2 separate regions of the Homo sapiens genome follow, and region 1 is linked to region 2. A link is an interaction called in ENCODE POLR2A ChIA-PET data of the cell type or tissue named here. Cell type or tissue: A673. All regions are shown on one strand. Each heading gives the region's core, and the rest is flanking DNA. Links, peaks and the distances in the headings are about the cores only.

Region 1 (4,335 bases), core at 1-4,000, 230 kb before region 2:
GCCACTGCACTCCAGCCTGGGCAACAGATTGAGATTCCATCTCAAAAATTAAAAAAAAAAAAAAAGGGGGCCAGGTGCGGTGGCTCACACCTGTAATCCCAGCACTTTGGGAGGCCAAGGCAGGCAGATCACGAGGTCAGGAGATCGAGACCATCCTGGCTAACACAGTGAAACCCAATGTCTACTAAAAATACAAAAAAATTAGCTGGGCATGGTGGCGGGCACCTGTAGTCCCAGCTACTCAGGAGGCTGAGGCAGGAGAATGGCGTGAACCCGGGAGGCAGAGCTTGCAGTGAGCCGAGATTGCACCACTGCATTCCCGCCTGGGTGACAGAGCAAGACTCTGTCTCAAAAAAAAAAAAAAAAAAAAAAACTAAATTAAAAAAAAAAATTCATCTCGCCATCATCTGTCTGTAAAGGCAGCCCACCCCAACTACCCTCTTCTCCCCCATCCTGAGAAGTCTCTTCCCCTCTATTGCCTCTACCGAAGCCAGATGAAAAGGAAAGATAAGAAAAACCCTCAGGTGGCCAGTCGCAGTGGCTCACACCTGTAATCCCAGCACTTTGGGAGCCTGAGGCAGGTGGATCATCTGAGGTGAGAAGTTCGAGACCAGCCTGGCCAACATGGTGAAAACCTGTCTCTACTAAAAATACAAAAAATAGCCGGGAGTGGTGGCACACACCTGTAATCCCAGCTACTCAGGAGGCTGAGACAGGAGAATCGCTTGAACCCGGGAGGCGGAGGTTGCAGTTAGCCGAGATCGCACCATTATACTCCAGCCTGGGCGACAAGAGCGAGACTTTGTCTCAAAAAAAAAAGGAAAAAGAAAAAAGAAAAACCCTCAGGGTGGGCGCAGTGGCTCACGCCTATAATCTCAGCACTTTGGGAGGCCCAGGCAGGCAGATCGCTTGAGCCCAGCAGTTGGAGACCAGCCTGGGAAACATGATGAAACCCCATCTCTACAGAAAATACAAAAATTAGTTGGGCGTGGTGGCACGTGCCTGTAGCCCCAGTTACTCAGGAGGCTAAGATAGGAGATCACTTGGGCCCAGAGAGGTCGAGGCTGCAGTGAGCTGCTGTCATCACACCACTGCACTCCATCCTAGGCGACAGAGCAAGACCCTATCTCAAAAGCAAAAAAAAAAATTCTAATTTCTCTTTCAGCTAGATGCAGCCATATGACTAAGTTCTAGCCAGTGGGATGTGAGAGGAAGTGAAGGTTGTAATTCAGAGTTGTGTCTTTAAAAGGGTTACTTCTTCCACTTTCCTTCCCAACTTGCAGGAAGGGACATGGGGTGGTAATCCAAGTAGGACTGATTAGAAGGAACCAGGTGTGTGTAGACCACCTTAAAGATCAGAGCCTTACCACTATCACCACCCCTACTGAGCAGCTAGGGCTTTTTCTTTTTTGAAGACAGGTCTCACTCTGTCACCCGGGCTGAAGTGCAGAGGCGGGATCACAGCTCACTGCTCCAACCTCCGGGGCTCAAGCAATCCTCCTACCTCAGCCTCCTGAGTAGCTAGGACTACAGGAATGTGCCACCACACCCGACTAATTTTTAATGTTTGGCAGAGATGAGGTCTCACTCTGTTCCCCAGGCTGGTCTCAAACTCCTGGGCTCAAGCAATCCTCTTGCCTTGGCCTCCCAAAGTGCTGGGATTATAGGCATGAGCCACTGCAACTGACCACACTTGAACTTTCAAATGAAAGAGAAGTACATTTCTATCTTGTCTCCATTAAAGCAACCAAATCAATACCTAACAAATCAAAGCTACTTACAAGACCTCCTGCTTCATTTGAGGCCATCCCAGGGACTCAGGCTTACTATCTACCTAGCTTTTCTGATTTTTGGAGGAATTACAACTTCCCACACTCCCCCATTCACTGAATCCCCAAGAGCTTCTCAAGAACAGGATGGATATGTTTTTATTTAAGAGATGTCTCACTCTGTCACCCAGGCTGAAGGACAGTAGCATGATCATGGTTCACTGCAGCCTTGGACTCCTGGGCACAATCCTCCTGCCTATGCCTTCCCAATAGCTAGGACTAGAGGTGCACAGCACCAGAGCTAATTTTTTTTTTTTTTTTTTGTAAAGACAGCGTCTTGCTATGTTGCCCACCCTGGACTTGAACTTCTGGCCTCTAGCGATTCTCCTCCTCAGCCTCCTGAATAGCTGGGATTAAAGGCATGAGCCATCGTACCCAGCCTAATTTTTCTTTTTTTTTTTTTAGTGAGACAGGGTCTTGCTATGTTACCCAGGCTGGTCTCCCATCTCAGCCTCCCAAGTAGCTGGTATCACAAGCACAAGCCAGCACACCCAGCCCTCATGTTTTCTTTCATTTCTGATGAATCCTCTGCACCTAGTCCAGTCTTGGCCACGTAGCACATGCTCCATAGATGCCTGTTGAATAGCTCAGTGCCAAGAGTGGAAGGGATGCGGGGGTTAAGAAGGGCAGGCAAAGAATGCCTGTGTGTATGTGAGACCTCAAAATAAATCATTTTTATAGTATTTACACTCTCTATTAGGTCAGGTTATTCAGTGTACATGAAAAGAAGGAAAAAAAAGCAATGCAACAATATGAAGTAACCAACTCAATGAATCCTATGCTGGGAGGAAGCATTTTAATCAGATGGTCGGGGATGGTAACACTGTACAGGGAGAACTCACAGCTCCAAGAGCTTCCCTCCAAATTATGATGAAGTTCCTGTAAATAACTAGATTTCCTACAGCCTGGTCCTCTGCCCATGGGAAGGAGGGGAAATGGATGTGAAAAGCAATGTGGTCTGCCCTCCTGTCATTCATAGATCCAGTTCTGAGCACAGCTCGTGTAATCTACCAGTTCCTCAGGGTGAAACCACAAGCCGATCTCCTTCTCTGCACTCTCCACAGAATCACTGCCATGTATAATGTTCCTGGGTGGAGAAAGAGATAGTCACATGACCAAGACCAGAAGGATTAAAATGCGCCCATTGCCAGAAATCTACAGCCACAGCAGCATAAAAGCTGAAGCTCCATGGACATTAGACCATGTTAAAAGAAAAAGCCTACAATGGCCATTCACTTAAGGCTGAAAAATGCCCTCCCCACATCCAGCCCTCCCGGCCACGCTGGTGCAAACAGTGAGAGCCTTCAGGAAAGACTGGCCAGCAAAGTGTGTTGTACCAGGTTCTACACTTCGTGTAACAGAGGTACGACTAAGTGATGTTAACAACCAAAGCCAAACGCCAACTTAAGAGGGAGGAAAACAATAAACTCCGATAAAATCAACCTGCATATGGTATCATGTCTACCTCCAGCCTCGGAAACCCAAATCCTTGTGGCAACTAAATCAGATTTTGGAAAAGGGGGAAAAATACCAAAATCTCACCTGCCAACTTGTATGCAGAAGTCTCCACGGATGGTCCCAGGCTTGGAGTCTGCAGGGTTGGTCTCCCCGAGCATGACTCGGCCCGTCTTCACCACATTCAGCCCCTCCCAGACCTCCAAGGACAGAAGAAGATATGGTCAAAGAAGAAAACCAATCACAGCAGAAAATCTGGCAACTATTAATTCAAAAAAGGAAAAATAAAAAGGCCCCTTAAGATTATATTCATTCACTGAACAAATGTTTATAGAGTATATCCACTTATTCCAGCACTGAGGATCCTGATCTCCCTGCCCTCATGCTTGCCTTTCTACAATGTATTCTCCATACAGCAACCAGAGCAGCCTCCTTAAAATGCCAAGTGTGGGCAGGGCGCAGTGGCTCACGCCTGTAATCCCAGCCCTTTGGGAGGCTGAGGGGAGTGGATCACGAGGTCAGGAGATCGAGACCATCCTGGCTAACATGGTGAAACCCTGTCTCTACTAAAAATACGAAAAGATTAGCTGGGCGTGGTGGCGGGCGCCTGTAGTCCCAGCTACTCAGGAGGCTAAGGCAGGAGAATGGCGTGAACCCGGGAGGTGGAGCTTGCGGTGAGACGAGATGGCACCACTGCACTCCAGCCTGGGCAACAGAGCAAGACTCCGTCTCAAAAAAAAAAAAAAAAAGAAATGCCAAGTGTGAAGTGTCCCATAGCTTCCCAGCACTCAGGAAGTATATGGTCAACACACCCCTAAGAGAGAAGGCCCCTGCCCATGCCTCTGAACTCTTCACCTCCCAACTTCCCTCCCACCCATCAGGCTTCGGGCATTTCAACTCTCCTCCCGTACTTCAAAAAGCCAAGCTCATTCCCACCCTGGGACCTTTGCACATGCTGTTTGCTTGGCTGGAAATGTTTTTCACTGTGATTCTGTACATGGCTGGCTGCTTCTTGTCATTCAGATCGCTGCTTCTTGTCATTCAGATCACA
Region 2 (4,339 bases), core at 340-4,339:
CAGGACAGTGCTTACTCATCCTCCTCTTTTTTTTTTTTCCAAGATAGAGTCTTGCTGTGTCACCCAGGCTGGAGTGCAGTTGTGCAATCTTGGCTCACTGCAACCTCCACCTCCCGGATTCAAGCGATTCTCCTGCCTCAGCCTCCTGAGTAGCTGGGATTACAGGCACCCACCACCACGTCCAGCTAATTTTTGTATTTTTAGTAGAGATGGGATTTCACCATGTTGGCCATGCTGGTCTCGAACTTCTGACCTCGTGATCCACCCGCCTCGGCTTCCCAAAGTGCTGGGATTACAGGTGTGAGCCACTGCACCAGGCCTCATCCTCCTCTTAAGTTTTCCCAAACTCTGTCTGCGATGGTCCTGCACCCTCAGTGCTTGTTTCCCACCTTCATTGGCTCAGTGTTTTTGGAGCCCTCTAGCCCTGTGAGATGCTCTGGAAGGAAAGGGCTCCTGAGTCCGTGGGTTTCTAGTAAAAGTTGCACTCATTACACCTTCATGGAGACTCATCATGTACCCCAGCATAGGAAAGGTCCTGAGAAGTCCTAAAGTAAAGAAACCTGCTTAAGTTAGTTCATCACAGGGGTTCCTGCAATTCTTGGCTATTAGAACCTGATTTGAAGGTATAACGCCTTGTCAGAATCCGTGCTCCTCGGCGCGCACCCGGGGAAGTCTGTGGTGTGCTGTGGGAGATGGCTCCCTGTGTTCAAGCGGCCTCTTCTCTGCTTCTCCAGCAACTGTGCGGATATTTCCAAGTGTCTGGCTGATGAGGGCCACGCACATAGGCTGGGCCTATCTCAGGGATGGGGGGTACCTCGTGGCTTGAGAATCAATCCTGGCTCTCTGCATCTGGGGCCCACAGGGAGCCTGGCCTCGCCCAGAGAAGCCACGTCAAGGGGCACATCTCCAGAACTGGCTAAGGTGAGGCCTCACACCCAGCCCCGCAGCCTCGGAGCCAGCCAGGGTCCATTGGCTCCTCCTCGCACTGGTCCTGGCCTGGCTGTCAGGGCAGAGGATGCCACCAGTCTCAAGACCCAGAGTGGCCGCAGGAACAAGGGAGACTCTGCCATTTGAGCCAATGCTCCAGGGACTAGAAGCCTGGGTTCTGACTCCAGGGCCCTTGCTCTGCCCTCAGCGTCTGCCCTCCCAGGCCCAGTACCCATGCCTCCCTCAGCCCTAAGACTTCCAGTGGCCTCCTGATGGTCAGAGGCCCTCAGAACACTGTGGTCGGGCATCCTGAAGCCCCAGCCTGGGGTCGGGGATCGGGGGCAGAAGCCTTGCAGCCAGTCCCACTCCTGATCTGACCACTGCTTCCAGAGAATTACAGGGTCAGGAAGGCCCCTGCTATCCCGTCCCTCATACCATTAAAATCAGATACTTAAAATTATGCAAGAAATACATGAACAGCGTCTCTTCAGATGATTCAGACAATACAGAAGTGGGGTAAAAACACTGAAGTCTGTTTTGCTTCTCACCAGCCCATGGATTTTTAAAAACTCAAGTTGAACCATATTCTGTATTTTTCTATTTTTCAATGACTTTATTTCTTAAAGAAATTTAACAATCTGATACATGTTAATACATCTTGATCTACCTTGTTTTTTTTTTAAAACTCATCTACACAATATTCCAGGGTGTTGATGTCTCCCTTATTTCTCTCTCTTCTCTCTCTCTCTCTCTCTCTCTCTCTCTCTCTCTCTGTCTCTCTCTCATCTTCCTTTTGCCACCCAGGCTGGAATGTAGTGGTGTGATCACAGCTCACTACAGCCTGGATTCAGCACACAGGAATCAGAGTCAGAATCAGAAAAAAAACAAGGAGGAAGCTGAGGTTCCAAGAGGTCACCCAGGCAGCTGCGACCAGAACGGTCCCCCGCGTCTCTGGGCGCCCCAGGCCGGCCCTTGTTCGCTCGGCCCCTGCCGGGACCTGCGCTCCCCGGGGCCATCCCGGGCCCTCCCGAGCTCCGGGCGGGTCCAGCCCCCACCTCCTGCGGCCCCCGCGGCTGCAGAGCTGCCCGCGCCTCGGAGGAACCAAAAAAAGCCGGCGCGTGGTGCACGCGCGAGCGGCGCTGGGCCCTGGCGCTGCCGTTTTTAGTGTGCCTGTAGCCCAGAATATAGACTTCATCACCCCCAGGAAACGCGGCCATAATATTTTTGGTTGCATAAGCAAACGAAATTAGAAACCTGGAACGCGTTCAAGACCTTTAGATGCGAGCGCTCGGCAGCGCGGGGGACCAGAGAGGAGACAGATGGGGATTAGGCGAGTTGAGCATCAGGACAATAATTTCCTCTTTTAATTTGGGTTTCATCGACAAGTAAAACAGCATTAGCCGCCCGGTTACGTAACCGGCGCCACAGCCGGCTCTGATAAGCGGCCGCAGCGAGCCAGGCGGGCCCTGCTGCCCCTGCACCTCCTGCCCGGACGGCGGAGGGAGGGCGGGCTGAGGCGGGCCTGCGGGCCTCACCAAGTCAGCCGCCGCGGGGCTGCTAAGCAGGGCTATTGTTAGCTCGGCTCGTCACAGCCGTTCTCAGAGAGCTCCAGTGCGTTGGCTCAGGCCTCACAGCCCGCAATTTGCAGGCAGGAGGATTTGCACTCCTTGCTTGCTTGAAAGAGCTTGCTTGAAAGAGGCTCTCTAGGACGCAGGAATGGAGTGTCCCCCAGCCCTGCAATTCCGTGGAGCGCTGAACACGGCCCTTTGCAAGATTGTATAAAATAACTAAAATTGGAAGTTACCAAAATATTTGACAATGTGGAGAATAGTCTCATAAACTTTGCAGCAACCATACCATCTCAAATTATAGAGCATCTTTTTTAAAAGGCTGGGAGCGGTGGCTCACGCCTGTAATCCCAGCACTTTGGGAGGCCAAGGCAGGCAGATCACCTGAGCTCAGGAGTTCGAGACCAGCCTGGCCAATATGGCGAAACCCCGTCTCTACTAAAAATACAAAAATCAGCCAGGCGTGGTGGCGAATGCCTGTAATCGCAGCTACTCTGGAGGCTGAGGCAGGAGAATCGCTTGAACCCGGGAGGCAGAGGTTGCAGTGAGCCGTGATTGTGCCACTTCACTCCAGCCTGGGGACAGAGTGAGACTCCATCTCAAAAAAAAAAAAAGAAAAAGAAAAAGAAAAGGCTGGGGGACGTGGTGGAAAGATGATGTCCTAGACATAGAATTACATGAAAAAGAGAAAGTTGCAGAAATATGAACAGTATGATTTTATTTGTTAAAAGATAAAACGAACCACATATCCCCAGCAAAGCTTTCTCCTTCTGAGAAAGCTGCACGTTGCCGGACAGTAGGTGTATAAAAGGCTGCTGGGGCAATCGCTGAACTATGGAGGCAGTCCCCTTCGGAGGGAGGCAGGGCGTAAAGGAAGGTCGTGGGGAATTTCACGTTTTACTCTGCATACTTCTGTAGTATTTGAGTTTCTCACACCACAGTGTACTGTGTGTGCTTGTGTCATTAAGATGCGAACTCCCAAAGACATGATGGCTGGGGGCAGCTTTGCAGCATGGAGCTGGCCTGGGCTTCCAGCTGCCTTTTCAGAAAGCAAGTAGGAATTATAGAGATGCCTAAAGTTAGAGCAGAAGGTGGGAGGTGGGGAGGATCTTAGAGAATATCTGGCCCAGCACTTCATTATCTGGGTAGGGAAACTGAAGCCTAGGACAGGAGAGGGACTTGTCTTAGCATCTCACACCAGCTGGCAGCAGGCACATGGAGGCAGAAGCTATAGGTTGCTAGCCTGTGTTCTTCTACCACCAGGCCACTCTGCCAACCCTCAAATGTGCTGGAGTCACGGTGGTGCAGGAGAAAGAGGCAGGAAGAAAAGAACTAAATATTGGCCGGATGCAGTGGCTCACGTCTGTAATCGCAGCACTTTGGTAGGCCAAGGTGGGAGAATTGCTTGAGCCCAGGAGTTCCAGACCAGCCTAGGCAATATAATGAGACCTCGTCTTGAGCCCGGGAGGTGGAAGTTGCAGTGAGCCAAGAAGGCACCACTGCACTCCAGCCTGGGCAACAGAGCGAGACTCCGTCTCAAAAAAAAAAAAAAAAAAGCAGAACTAGGTATTCATGGGGCAGGATAGGGATAGGTGGGAAGCAACTTGGCATCCATCTCTTCAACCATCCATGCAACAAACATGTGTTGAGGGTTCTGGTGGTTTTGAAGCATGTCTGTAAATTTTTTTAACACTCTTCCCATCGAAAGGCAGGGCTTCTGTCCCCTTGCCTCGAATCTGGGCTGACCTTAGCCACTCACTTGTAACACATAGAACGTGGTGGAAGCAATACTGCCTGATTTTCAAGGTTAGATTAGATAAGCCTGTGCATCTTCCTTCTGGCTT

Evidence for each region. Peaks named below come from ENCODE experiments on the same cell type or tissue, not always from the same donor. Only the 100,000 strongest peaks of a DNase experiment are listed, where the experiment ranks them.
Region 1: POLR2A ChIA-PET joins it to region 2 with 12 read pairs; 2 of 35 experiments call an interaction of 5 or more read pairs at or near these places.

What each region holds. Positions count from the first base shown.
Region 1 is chr17:51,160,309-51,164,643 of GRCh38, reverse strand. NME1-NME2 (NME1-NME2 readthrough) reads right to left here. Exons shown (of 9, transcript NR_037149.2): 5 at 3,372-3,484. NME1 (NME/NM23 nucleoside diphosphate kinase 1) reads right to left here. Exons shown (of 5, transcript NM_000269.3): 4 at 3,372-3,484; 5 at 2,476-2,916. The coding sequence ends at 2,799. Among named protein-coding and RNA genes, the nearest start is that of NME2, 3.9 kb to the left of the region's middle. In A673, for the core only: no CTCF peak of the experiment used is centred there; no DNase peak of the experiment used is centred there.
Region 2 is chr17:50,929,310-50,933,648 of GRCh38, reverse strand. No RefSeq gene overlaps it. Among named protein-coding and RNA genes, the nearest start is that of TOB1-AS1, 65 kb to the right of the region's middle. RefSeq lists silencers at 1,795-2,124, 2,345-2,544. In A673, for the core only: no CTCF peak of the experiment used is centred there; DNase peaks (open chromatin) are centred at 2,198 and 2,478; H3K4me3 peaks cover 593 bases.